Regions from separate parts of the Homo sapiens genome. Here region 1 is linked to region 2. A link is a loop called in an ENCODE intact Hi-C map of the cell type or tissue named here. Cell type or tissue: Caco-2. All regions are shown on one strand. Links, peaks and the distances in the headings refer to the core of each region. The heading gives the core; the rest is flanking DNA.

What was found. A loop is a pair of places that touch in the nucleus more often than their neighbours do. Peaks named below come from ENCODE experiments on the same cell type or tissue, not always from the same donor. Only the 100,000 strongest peaks of a DNase experiment are listed, where the experiment ranks them.
Region 1: it touches region 2 in a loop (4-fold over the local background); 12 of 110 quality-filtered maps call a loop at or near these places.

What each region holds. Positions count from the first base shown.
Region 1 is chr17:55,430,602-55,435,985 of GRCh38, reverse strand. No RefSeq gene overlaps it. Among named protein-coding and RNA genes, the nearest start is that of MMD, 11 kb to the right of the region's middle. RefSeq lists a silencer at 3,471-3,671. In Caco-2, for the core only: no CTCF peak of the experiment used is centred there; DNase peaks (open chromatin) are centred at 2,025 and 2,645.
Region 2 is chr17:55,493,599-55,498,982 of GRCh38, reverse strand. The region is part of intron 1 of SMIM36 (small integral membrane protein 36); the gene reads left to right. Among named protein-coding and RNA genes, the nearest start is that of SMIM36, 15 kb to the left of the region's middle. In Caco-2, for the core only: no CTCF peak of the experiment used is centred there; DNase peaks (open chromatin) are centred at 2,482 and 2,812.

The sequences.
Region 1 (5,384 bases), core at 203-5,202, 63 kb after region 2:
CCTCCCTGGTTCATGCCATTCTCCTGCCTCAGCCTCCTGAGTAGCTGGGACTACGGGTGCCCGCCACCATGCCCGGGTAATTTTTTTTGTATTTTTAGTAGAGATGGGGTTTCACTGTGTTAGCCAGGATGGTCTCGATCTCCTGACCTCATGATCTGCTCGCCTTGGCCTCCCAAAGTGCTGGGATTACAGGCGGGAGACATCGCAACCCACCCTTCCTCCTTTCATAGGTTCTCCTTGTTTAGAAAATTAGACGCCAACTCTTTAGCTTGGTATCAGAATCCTTCATGACAATGCCAATGTTTCAACACACATAATACACTCTTCCCCATTAAGTCAATAACCTACACTTGAACAAAATCAGACCATCTGCTGTGGTCCCAGTGGGCATGATATGTCCCCATCTCTGAAAGCTTACTCATAGTATTCACCCAGTCTGTATGCAATATATTTTTCACTCGTCTTTGCTGGTTGGTATCTTCTCATCCTTTACCATCCAAGCCAAGTGACTTTCTCTATGAAGACTTTCTTTAAAACCCCAGTAGATAAAATATGTCTATCCCTCTCTGTGATACCTTAACACTTTATATACTTGATACTTTCATTACCATACTTTTCATACACTTCCTTGGTATAGAGTTATTTTGTAAATTCCTCCAGATTTTAAGTGCCTTGAAAGAGAATTTGTTTCTTATTCATCTCTATTTCTCCTCCTGTGACTGGCTCCCACCGTCACTGCCCCCACAATATGCACAGTGCAGGCCATGCTGCCTTATACACTATAGGCATTTGATAAATGTGGGCTGGTTATGGGACTCTCTGGGATGTAAGAAAGCACTTAATTGGAATGAAGATTGGGAAGAGTTCCCTATCCAGCTTAAGTGGGGCAAGAAAGAGCAGATGCTATAACCCAGGGGCTTTGAGCACTTATTAAAATTAGATATTGAATGTCTGAGAACAAATTCTAGCACATACTGAGTATTAGGCATATTTTAGATGCTAGCCACCCCCTCTTCTAGAAGATCTGCCTCCTACCCACAACCCCCGATGAAGTGGTGAATGAATCATCTGTCTTTGTTCCACTGCAGTCCCCACTCCATCTTGAGTCAAAGCCTACCTACCCTACAGCCTCATGAGACAAGATGAGCTCAGCCACTGTCTCTCTCCACTAAGATTTCAAGTTAGGACTTAAAAATACTCAAGTAGGAGCTATAAACTCTAAAATTGTTGCAATACTAACAACAACAAGAACAACTGTATTTATTGAGTGTATACTATGTGCCAGTCACTGTGTGGCACATAGTACGTGCTCAATGTACTTAAGGACAATATCTTTACTCCTCACACTACTGTGAAGATGAGGCTGTTATTACCCCCATTTTATTTTATTTTTTATTCTTATTTTTTGAGACGGATTCTTGTTCTGTTGCCCAGGTTGGAGTGCAGTGGCACCATCTTGGCTCACTGCAACCTTTGCCTCCCAGGTTCAAGCGATTCTCCTGCCTCAGACTCCCGTGTAGCAGGAGCTACAGACGGGCACCACCACACCTGGTTAGTTTTTGTATTTTCAGTAGAGACAGGGTTTCACCATTTTGGCCAGGCTGGTCTTGAACTCCTGACCTCAAGTGATCCGCCTGCCTCAGCCTCCCAAAGTGTTGAGATTACAGGTGTGAGCCACTGTGCCCGGCCTCCCCCATTTTACAGGTGAGAAAAGTGGAAAACAGAGAAGTGAAGTTTTAAATCGATAGTCAAACTCCAGCAACCTATCTCCAGAGTCTATGCTCTTAACCACTATACTAAAACATGTTTCCCCGGGGCAGGGCAAGTCAAGGTGAAATGTCTCAAGGACTCAAAGATGGGGCACTGACAAGCCAAGGAGTAAGCAAAGGAAGTCAGTCTACAGACGTAAAAACAACTATGGGGTAGGAGCAAAGGGAGAAACATACATGAAAGATTACACAGCCATGAGGCAGCCACAGAAAGACACAGGACAACCCCATTTCCCCATAGCTATAAAATTCCTGCGGCTTGGCAACATCACATTTCCTGCCTTAGGATTTTGTAACCCTCACTGCTTATGATAAACTGACCTTTGCACTAGCTAAATAAGTGGAGCATAAAAAGAACCTGGTGTATATTGTTAAAAGCCTGTGTCTCCATGTTCAGTGTGGACTCAGAAGTCACACTCATTGCTCAGTCCTCAAGTCAGGCCAGCTCCCACTTTGCAGATCATGAGTGAGAAGACCTTATTGGAGCTCTAGCACTGCCAAGTTATTAAAACGGAGAAACTTTGAACTGGTCCTTAATGTGTTTGGACTTCAGCAGCTTCATTTATAAAATGAGTGTCAGGGGAGGGAAGAACCAATAACAAAACATTAGACCTGCCATCTGCCTCCAGCCAAAAGTTGTGACTGAGGCTCAGTGGAAAGGCCATGCAAACGTGGAACTTTTTTTTTTTTTAAGCTTAGCATTCCTTCGGGCTTGTGTGTAAACCGTGACTGTTATCGGTGGTGGTAAGCCAGTCAGTAAAGAAAAAAGTAATGCTACCTATCACGCTGGCATTGCCCTCTCTCACATCTCTGTTTACAAAGTTACAGGTATTGCCAGAAAATACCCGCATTCCTTTGTTCTCACTAATGAGTCAACTCTGGAAGCACCAGTCCCTTTATCAGTAAGACAGATCTACCTTGTCCAAGCCTCTGTTTACTCATCAACAGAAACATTCTCCTGGGCTGTTCTCCATAGTCTTGGCTCACAGTCTTCCTGTGTCTTTGTGCTTCACCAGACTTTACCTTTTCTGCCCACTTGGACCTAGATGACCTCCCACCCCCAACAACAAGGACTGTGATTCCTGCCAGCGAGTCTCTTGTTTGTTTTGGGGAGAAGCTTACTTGGCAACAAAGAGATGGGACAGATAGTTATTAGCTTGAGTGCCCAGACAGTGTGATTCTCTGATACAGTTAAATTTACAGGACACAGAGATGTTACATTTAATTGAGTTTTGTTGTAGATTTATTTTGCTGAATAAAATTCACAGGAGGCCATTGGTTTGGACTGAGCTCCCCCTGCACTAGATCCACCAGGCCAAACCAAAATGGAGTCACTCGTGCTAATGTTCTGTGCTACCATGTCGGAACTGAGTTGTTTATCTGACCTACCAAGAAATCAAGAGATAATAGCCATCTCCCCAAACAGGCGAGTTTTAGGAAGCCTGCTCTGCCTTAACCTTTACAAGAAAAGCAACTTTGAACACCAATCTACTCTTTGTTCTCTGTTGGGGCTTTCCTCAGCCCTTGCCGAGAAGCTAACCTCCCCTGCTCAGCTCATAGGAACACTCATTCAATTTTATGGAATGAGGTGTTGCCCAACTCTAGAATGGCAAACAAAAGCCAATTAAGATCTTTAAATTTGTTGTAATTTTGTCTTTTGACAGTTTGTAAATGAACTATGCTGCCTTCATAAATATTACTTATATTGGGTTGTCCCCAACTTCAGAAAGGTCTTATGTCTCATCAAAACCACAATATCACTAAATCATAGTCTTCCTGTCTTGTAACTCTTGCAGACATGACCACAATTTCCCACAAATAAATGATAAGATATTTGAAGCTTGCTTTGTTAGATTATGGAATGGGAAGGACCCCGGCAAGTTAAAAGCCCTGGGGTAGGATTGCCAGATAAAATACAGAATGCTGAGTATATATGTGTGTATATATATATATTTTCTTTTATATATATATATTTTTTTCTTTTTTCTTTTTTTTTTTCTTTGCTCTGTTGTCTAGGCTGGAATGCAGTAGCATGAACACAGCTCACTGCAGCCTCAACCTCCTGGGCTCAAGTGCTCCTCCTGCCTCAGCTTCCCAAGTAGCTGGGACTACAGGCCTGGGCCACCATGCCTGGCTAATTCCCTTCCCTTCCCTTCCCTTCCCTTCCCTTCCCTTCCCTTCCCTTCCCTTCCCTTCCCTTCCCTTCCCTTCCCTTCCCTTCTCCCTCCCCGCTCCCCCTCCACTCCCCTTCCCCTTCCCTCCCCTCCCCTTCCCCTCCCCTCCCCTTCCCCTCCCCTGCCCTTCCCCTCTCCTGCCCTTCCCCTCCCCTCCCCCTCCCCCTCCCCCTGCCCTCCCCTCCCTTCCCTTCTGTTTTTGTAACGACGAGGTCTTGCCATGTTTTCCAGGCTGGTCCTGAACTCCTGGGCTCAAGCAGTCCTCCTGCCTCAGCCTCCCAAAGTGCTGGGATTACTGGCATCAGCTACCACATCCAGCCCCAAGTTAAATTTGAACTCTAGATAAATAATGAATAAACAACCAATATTGCATGGGGCAGAATTATACTAAAAAATTATTTGCTGATAACTGAAATTCAAACTTAAAGGGAATCCTATATTTTTATTTGCTAAATCTGGCAACCCTACCCAGATGTCCAATTCTGACTCTTACAACAGGTAAGAGTTGTAAATTTAAATTTGTCATCCTCAGAATCCTCCATAAAATGAAAAGGCTGAACAAGATGAATCCTAAGGTTTCTTGCAGTTCAATAATTATGTAATTCTGTGACTCAAGTACTAATGAACTACAAATGTGACACTGGGCAAGTTAATTTCTTGGTGGATCAATTTCCTCCTCTTCAAAATAAGGATGATAAAGCCAATGTCAAAATTATTAGATGAATAGACCTGGTTTATGACTTGTCTTAGATAAACAAAGCTAGATATTAGTTAAAGAGGTGAAAGCAGATTTTATTCAACTACTGACAGTAAGGAAAGAGTTGGGCTGCCTTCTGATTTGTGCAAAGGTAACTGGGCATTTTAAAGGGAAAATAAGGGAGGAGGAAGTGTGAGCAACTGCAGCTCAGGCAGAGTCAGGGAAAGTGAAAAATGACCAAGGGTTAGTCAGGGTAAATGTGATTAGGCTGGCTGCATCTGCTAGCTGGCAATTATGGAAGTCAGGATTCTATCCTCCCGCAGAGACTGGGACTCCCAGGCCCTATTCTTCCTGATTATATTTCAAAGGAATAGTTTTCAGGTCCTTGAGAAAGATACTCCTGAGTTGTAGGAGATACGTATACATTTTAAAGCAACAGAGAAAGGACTCAGAATTGTAAGCCACTTTGATTTCATGTGCTAGGAAAGGGAAGTTAGGGGCCTATTGTCAGGTGTTGATGAGAACAAACAGTAAATGCTTTTGACAGCCTTGAGATTTTCCTGACAGGAACTCAAAAGGGGGCAGGGTTTTCTCAGTGATGCTGCCTTCCATGCTAGAAACCATTCTATGATTGGTCAAGTCTTAGTGCAGGGGTATGGACTGAGCGGTTGTTATGAGCCAATAGTTATTTGCAGTTCTCATCTTCAAAAGTGCGTGGCATAGTAACTTGTGCTTAATAATTAA
Region 2 (5,384 bases), core at 84-5,083:
CTGTCACCCAGGCTAGAGTGCAGCAGCCAGATCTCGGCTCACTGCAACCTCTGCCTCCCAGGTTCAAGTGGTTATCCTGCCTCAGTCTCCCCATTAACTGGGATTACAAGTGCATGCCACCATGCAGGCTAATTTTTTGTGTTTTTAGTAGAGACGGGGTTTTGTCATGTTGGATAGGCTGATCTTGAACTCCTGACCTCAAGTGATCCACCCGCCTCGGCCTCCCAGAGTGCTGGGATTACAGGTGTGAGCCACCACGCCCGACCTGTTTAACATTTTGTGCATCAATTAACTTCCTGAGCCTTTTTCCTCAACTAAAAAAATGATATATACCTTGAGCCCAGGAGTCTGAGATGAGGCTAGGCCACATAGCAAGACCTCATCTCTAAAAAAAAAAAATGGATATAATCTTAAGATGGTCAAGGTTTAGAATCACACACATAAAGTATCTGGCATATTGTGATATTTCAAAAAAAATGAGGCCACTACCAGCAAATAAGATGAAAATAAGTAGAGGACTTCATGACCTGCTGGCTAGAGACAGCTCAGGATAGTTTAGACACATTTATGGGGGTGTTGAGGGGAAGGGGCATGAAAGGTTAGACAGCTGTCACGTGCTGTAGAAATTTGGAAAGAAAACGTAGTGTCTGTTATGGGTTGAATTTTGTCCCCCCAGAATTCATATGTTGAAGTCCTTACCCTGTACCTCAGGATGTAATCTTATTTTGAAATAGTGTCATTACCGGTATAATTAGTTAAGATGAGGTCACACTGGAGTATGGTGGGCCCCTAATCCAATAGGACTGTGTCGTTATAAAAAGGGAATTTTGGACACAGATATACATGCATATGAAGAATGGAGTTATGCAATCACAAGCCAAGGAACTATCAAAAGGTAGAAGAGAGGCTTGGAATACATCCTTCCGTGGTACCTTCAAAAGGAACATGGCCTGGCTGATGCCTTGACCTCAGACTTTCCAAAAGTGTGAGGCAATCAATTTCCATTATTTAAGCCACATGGTTTGCAGTACTTTGTTAGGACAGCCCTAACAAACTAATTCAGTATCTAAAAGGAATGTTTAGGATGTGCAATGAGTTGTTTAACATGTCAAAGCTCTTTAGGGTCAGTTACATGATTCTATTGGATGTGACATTATGCTGAGTTAGAGTCTGGGGGAGAAACTTGAAGGCCAAACTTAATAGAGGCTGCCTAGGAAATCGATGCTGCACAAGCTGAGTAACCATTTGTTGTGGGGGTTTTGTTTTGCTTGTTTGTTCGTTTGTTTTAGAGACAGGGTTTCACTATGTTGGCCAGGCTGGTCTTGAACTCCTGGGTTCAAGCAATCCTCCTGCCTCAGCCTCCCAAGTAGCTGGAATTACAGGAGCACACCACCAGGTTGTGTTTTTTTAAGAGGGTAGGCTGGGCATAGTGGTTCACGCCTGTAATCCCAGCATTTTGGGAGGCCGAGGCGGGCAGATCACCTGAGGTAGGAGTTCGAGACCAGCCTGACCAACATGGAGAAACCCCATCTCTACTAAAAATACAAATAATTAGCCGGGCGTGGTGGCGCTTGCCTGTAATTTCAGCTACTCAGGATACTAAGGCAGGAGAATCGCTTGAACCCGGGAGGCAGAAGTTGCGGTGAGCCAAGGTCACGCCATTGCACTCCAGCCTGGGCAACAAGAGCGAGACTCTGTTTCAAAAAATAAATAATAAATAAATAAATAAGAAGGTAGAATACAGAAGAAAAAATCCTTAGTAGAAAAATGTGCTTGTGGTTTTGCCAGATGGAATGTAAGGTATAATTGAGAGGAATAGAGGTAAAATCTCTCTGTTCCATAGAGAAGGACTAGGGACAAATCACAAAGGAAAGATATTATGGGGTTCAAGCACAAAACTATTAGAGTGAAGCAAAGACAGTTCGGAATTATCCCTAAAGTATCCAAGTCTCTTCCGATACCCCATATACACTTCAAAAGCCACTTAGTGAATGCCAGACACCTCATTTAATCTTCCTGAAGATTTGTAAGAGGAGGAACCGTTATTTTTATTTTAGAAACAAGGGAGTTTGAGACTGTCATGCAAACACCTTTAGGTTGAAAGGGTGGGATCAGCAGAATCCAGGGATCCTGACTTTTAGTCCTGAGTTTACACTATAACTTTATAGCTGCCCAGAATCCATGCAGAGCAACAGGATGATTCAGCAAGGTGGGTGCAGAAAAGTCACACTTTTGAGATCTGTCTCTCCCTGCCATCACTTTTGGGGAATGCAAAATAACATAATCTCTTTGATTAGAACAATTCCTGAGAACTAGAGGGCAGACACAGACAAGTATTGCCCAAGAGGAGCAAGAACAGTCTCTTTCTCATTACGTCATCTTCCCTGAAGACACTAGTGATTGAGATACAGAAAGTATGAGATCACTTATTATCTACCTCTGTTGTACAGTTATTTCGACTTTGACTTTCTTGGGCTGCCAGTGTTCCAGATAAGGGTTTTGTAACACCAGGATTGAGAAAGATTTTAGCTATTTCACATCCTCCCAAGATAGTAGGAAGTTGTCTGCGCATATTTTTTTTTTCTCAAGGCTTCTCTGTACTCAGCCATTATTTAATTAAACACCAGCCATATGCTGGGATCTGCTGGTTCTCTGCTTGACGCATTGCCAGCCTGGTGGCCTCAACTGCAATTTGAAGTTGACAGGCGTACAATACAAAGCTCAGGAGACACTAGGAAGAAAAGGACTTGGCTTGGAGGAATCAGGAAGACCCAGGGAGAGAAAAGTGTGCCGCTCCAAGGGAGGGTTTGCCCAAGAGTGGCTCAGCGGAAACGTGGCAGTGGAATTTGGAATCTGGATTGTTTGTCAGAATTGATAAAGACATTCTTATAAGGAAATGTATCTGTGAAAAGTTGTTTGCCACTCGGGGAGGGAGAAAAATGATTATAGAATTTTGGAGACAAAAATGTATACGCAGCAGTCATTATACACATGATCAGAAGGAAAACCAGAAGATCCAGGGGCCAAAGGGGAATAATTGATTTCTTAAATGGCAGCAAGACTGGATTTGACAACTCTCACGATCAAGAATATTTCTCTGTATTTAATCTACATCTCTTCTGCTCTTAGACTTTATATTCATTTTCTCTTTTTTACCCATTATTGGTCTTTTTCAAAAACAAAAATTTGAGACAGGGTCTTGCTCTTACAGCCCAGGCTGGAAAGCAGTGGTACAATCATAATTCACAGCAGCCTTGAACTTCTGGGGTCAAGTGACCCTCCCAAGTAGCTGGGACTACTTGGGTGCTTGCCACTACCCCCTCATAATTTCCTTTGTAAAAAAAAAAAAAAAAATTTATAGAGACAGGGTTCTCACTATGTTGCCCAGGCTTGTCTCAAACTCCTGTCCTCAACCGATCCTTACCTAGGCCACCCAAAGTGCTGGGATTACAGGCATGAGCCACCACGCCCAGTCTATTATTGGTTTTATAAATAAGCACTGTTTATACAGAGATTTTTATAAGTGTGTCTCATGAACGAATCCAAACAGATTAGATCACAAAGTGTAATAAGTTATGGTTATAGCAGTGGTTCCAATCCATGGGTTTGTAGCATGCTGGTGAATCACCATCAGCCATCAGGTGTGTTGTAAATAGTTTGTTTCTAATAATAAATTACCCAAGTTTGTGAATGATTTACCTATTAATATACAGAGGGTGAGTTGAAGGTCATTTCCATCATAATGTTATTCTCAGTTCTGTGTACTCCAATTTTGTTGCTTGTATAGCACAGATACAGGTGGAGGTCCGGTAAACATGCAAAGAATTGGATATACCTACAGACCACTTATCTATTTGACAAATATTTGTAAAGCACCTACTTTGTGCAGATGCTATGCCTGGCCTGAAGGATACAATCAATGCACACAACAGACATGAGTTCTGTCTTTGGAAAGCTTAGCAAGTGGCAGAAAAAGACTATACCAAGCGCTTTGCATACATTGCCTGAATTTTCACTGTAACCCTGAGAGGTAATGTCATCTTCCCAACTTTATATATTTTAGGCAACTGGAACTCTGAAGCTCGTTCTCTAAACCAGTGGCTTTCAAATGCCTTTTATCGTGCATTCCTGTCAGTGAAGATAATTTTAGTACTTGTGTGTGTGCGTGTGTGCCTGTGTGTGTGTGTTCAAACAAAATATACAAAAGTATACATGTGTATACACTTATCTATACTTATATTTGTATATACTTATATACTTATAATTTTAGCACTCGTGTGAGTGTGTATGTGTGTGTGTGTTCAAACAAAATATACAAAAGTATACATTTGTATATACTTACATATTACATATACACATACGCATATTCTTATAAATTATATGTACATTATTTGAATCTTCTTGTACCCCTCACTTTGAAGACCGGCTCTGCACCACTCCACCATATCACCTTGGAGTTTGTCTATGTGTAATGGGCATAATCCACCTCCAATCTTCCCCCATCTAACCCCAGGTTTTGGTCTAGATTGGTAGGGATGGGAACTTTGCCAAGAACTTGATCCAGGAAGTTTTTTTAAAAAATTAAAAAACAGTACATTTCAAATTTGGTTTTTGTATTGCTAAGGATGCTTTGCAGAGTTCCTTGGTGAGTTTTTTAATACACAAAGGAAAGTTCTTCTGTTAGTTTGTAAATCCTAGTCCTTTCCCCTGTGTTCTTTTTCCTGGCTGGATCTTAAGCACCTCAAAAAAGGAGTGCGTGTCTCGTACATCTATTTCACCTCCCCGCAGCACCCAATAAACAAATGAACATATCAGGAATTCTCCATCCTTTGGAGATGACTTTGTTTCTCATGGGAAAAAGGAGAGAGGATTTTTACATCCATTGTAGCATAAGAATACTATCCTATGGAAACAAACTGTTCCTAGACACAGGAGAGAATAAGTTGGGCTGTTTTGATGTCCCCAGGCATAGAGGGCTGGGAAAGTGCAGCAGGTAGTCTTGTGATGAATGAGGCCACGGAGAGAAAGCCAGGATTCACACTTAATTCCACAAGCACAGGGAAGGTGAGGGTTGAGAAAGTGATTCAACAGATTAGTCCTTCTGTCTCTCTGCCCACTTTGGCTCCAAATTACCCAAGCTGCTGCTGCTTTTTTTTTTTTTTTTTTTTTTTTTTGAGAGAGAGAGAGCTCTGCTGCCCATGCTGGAGTGCAGTGGCGCGATCTCGGGTCACTGGAGCCTTGACTTCCCAGGCTCAAGGGATCCTCCCACCTCAGCCTCCTAAGTAGCTGGGGCTACAGGTGTGCTCCATCACACCCGGCTAATTTTTGTATTTTTTGTAGAGATGGGGTTTCACCACGTTGCCCAGGCTGGCGTCAAACTCCTG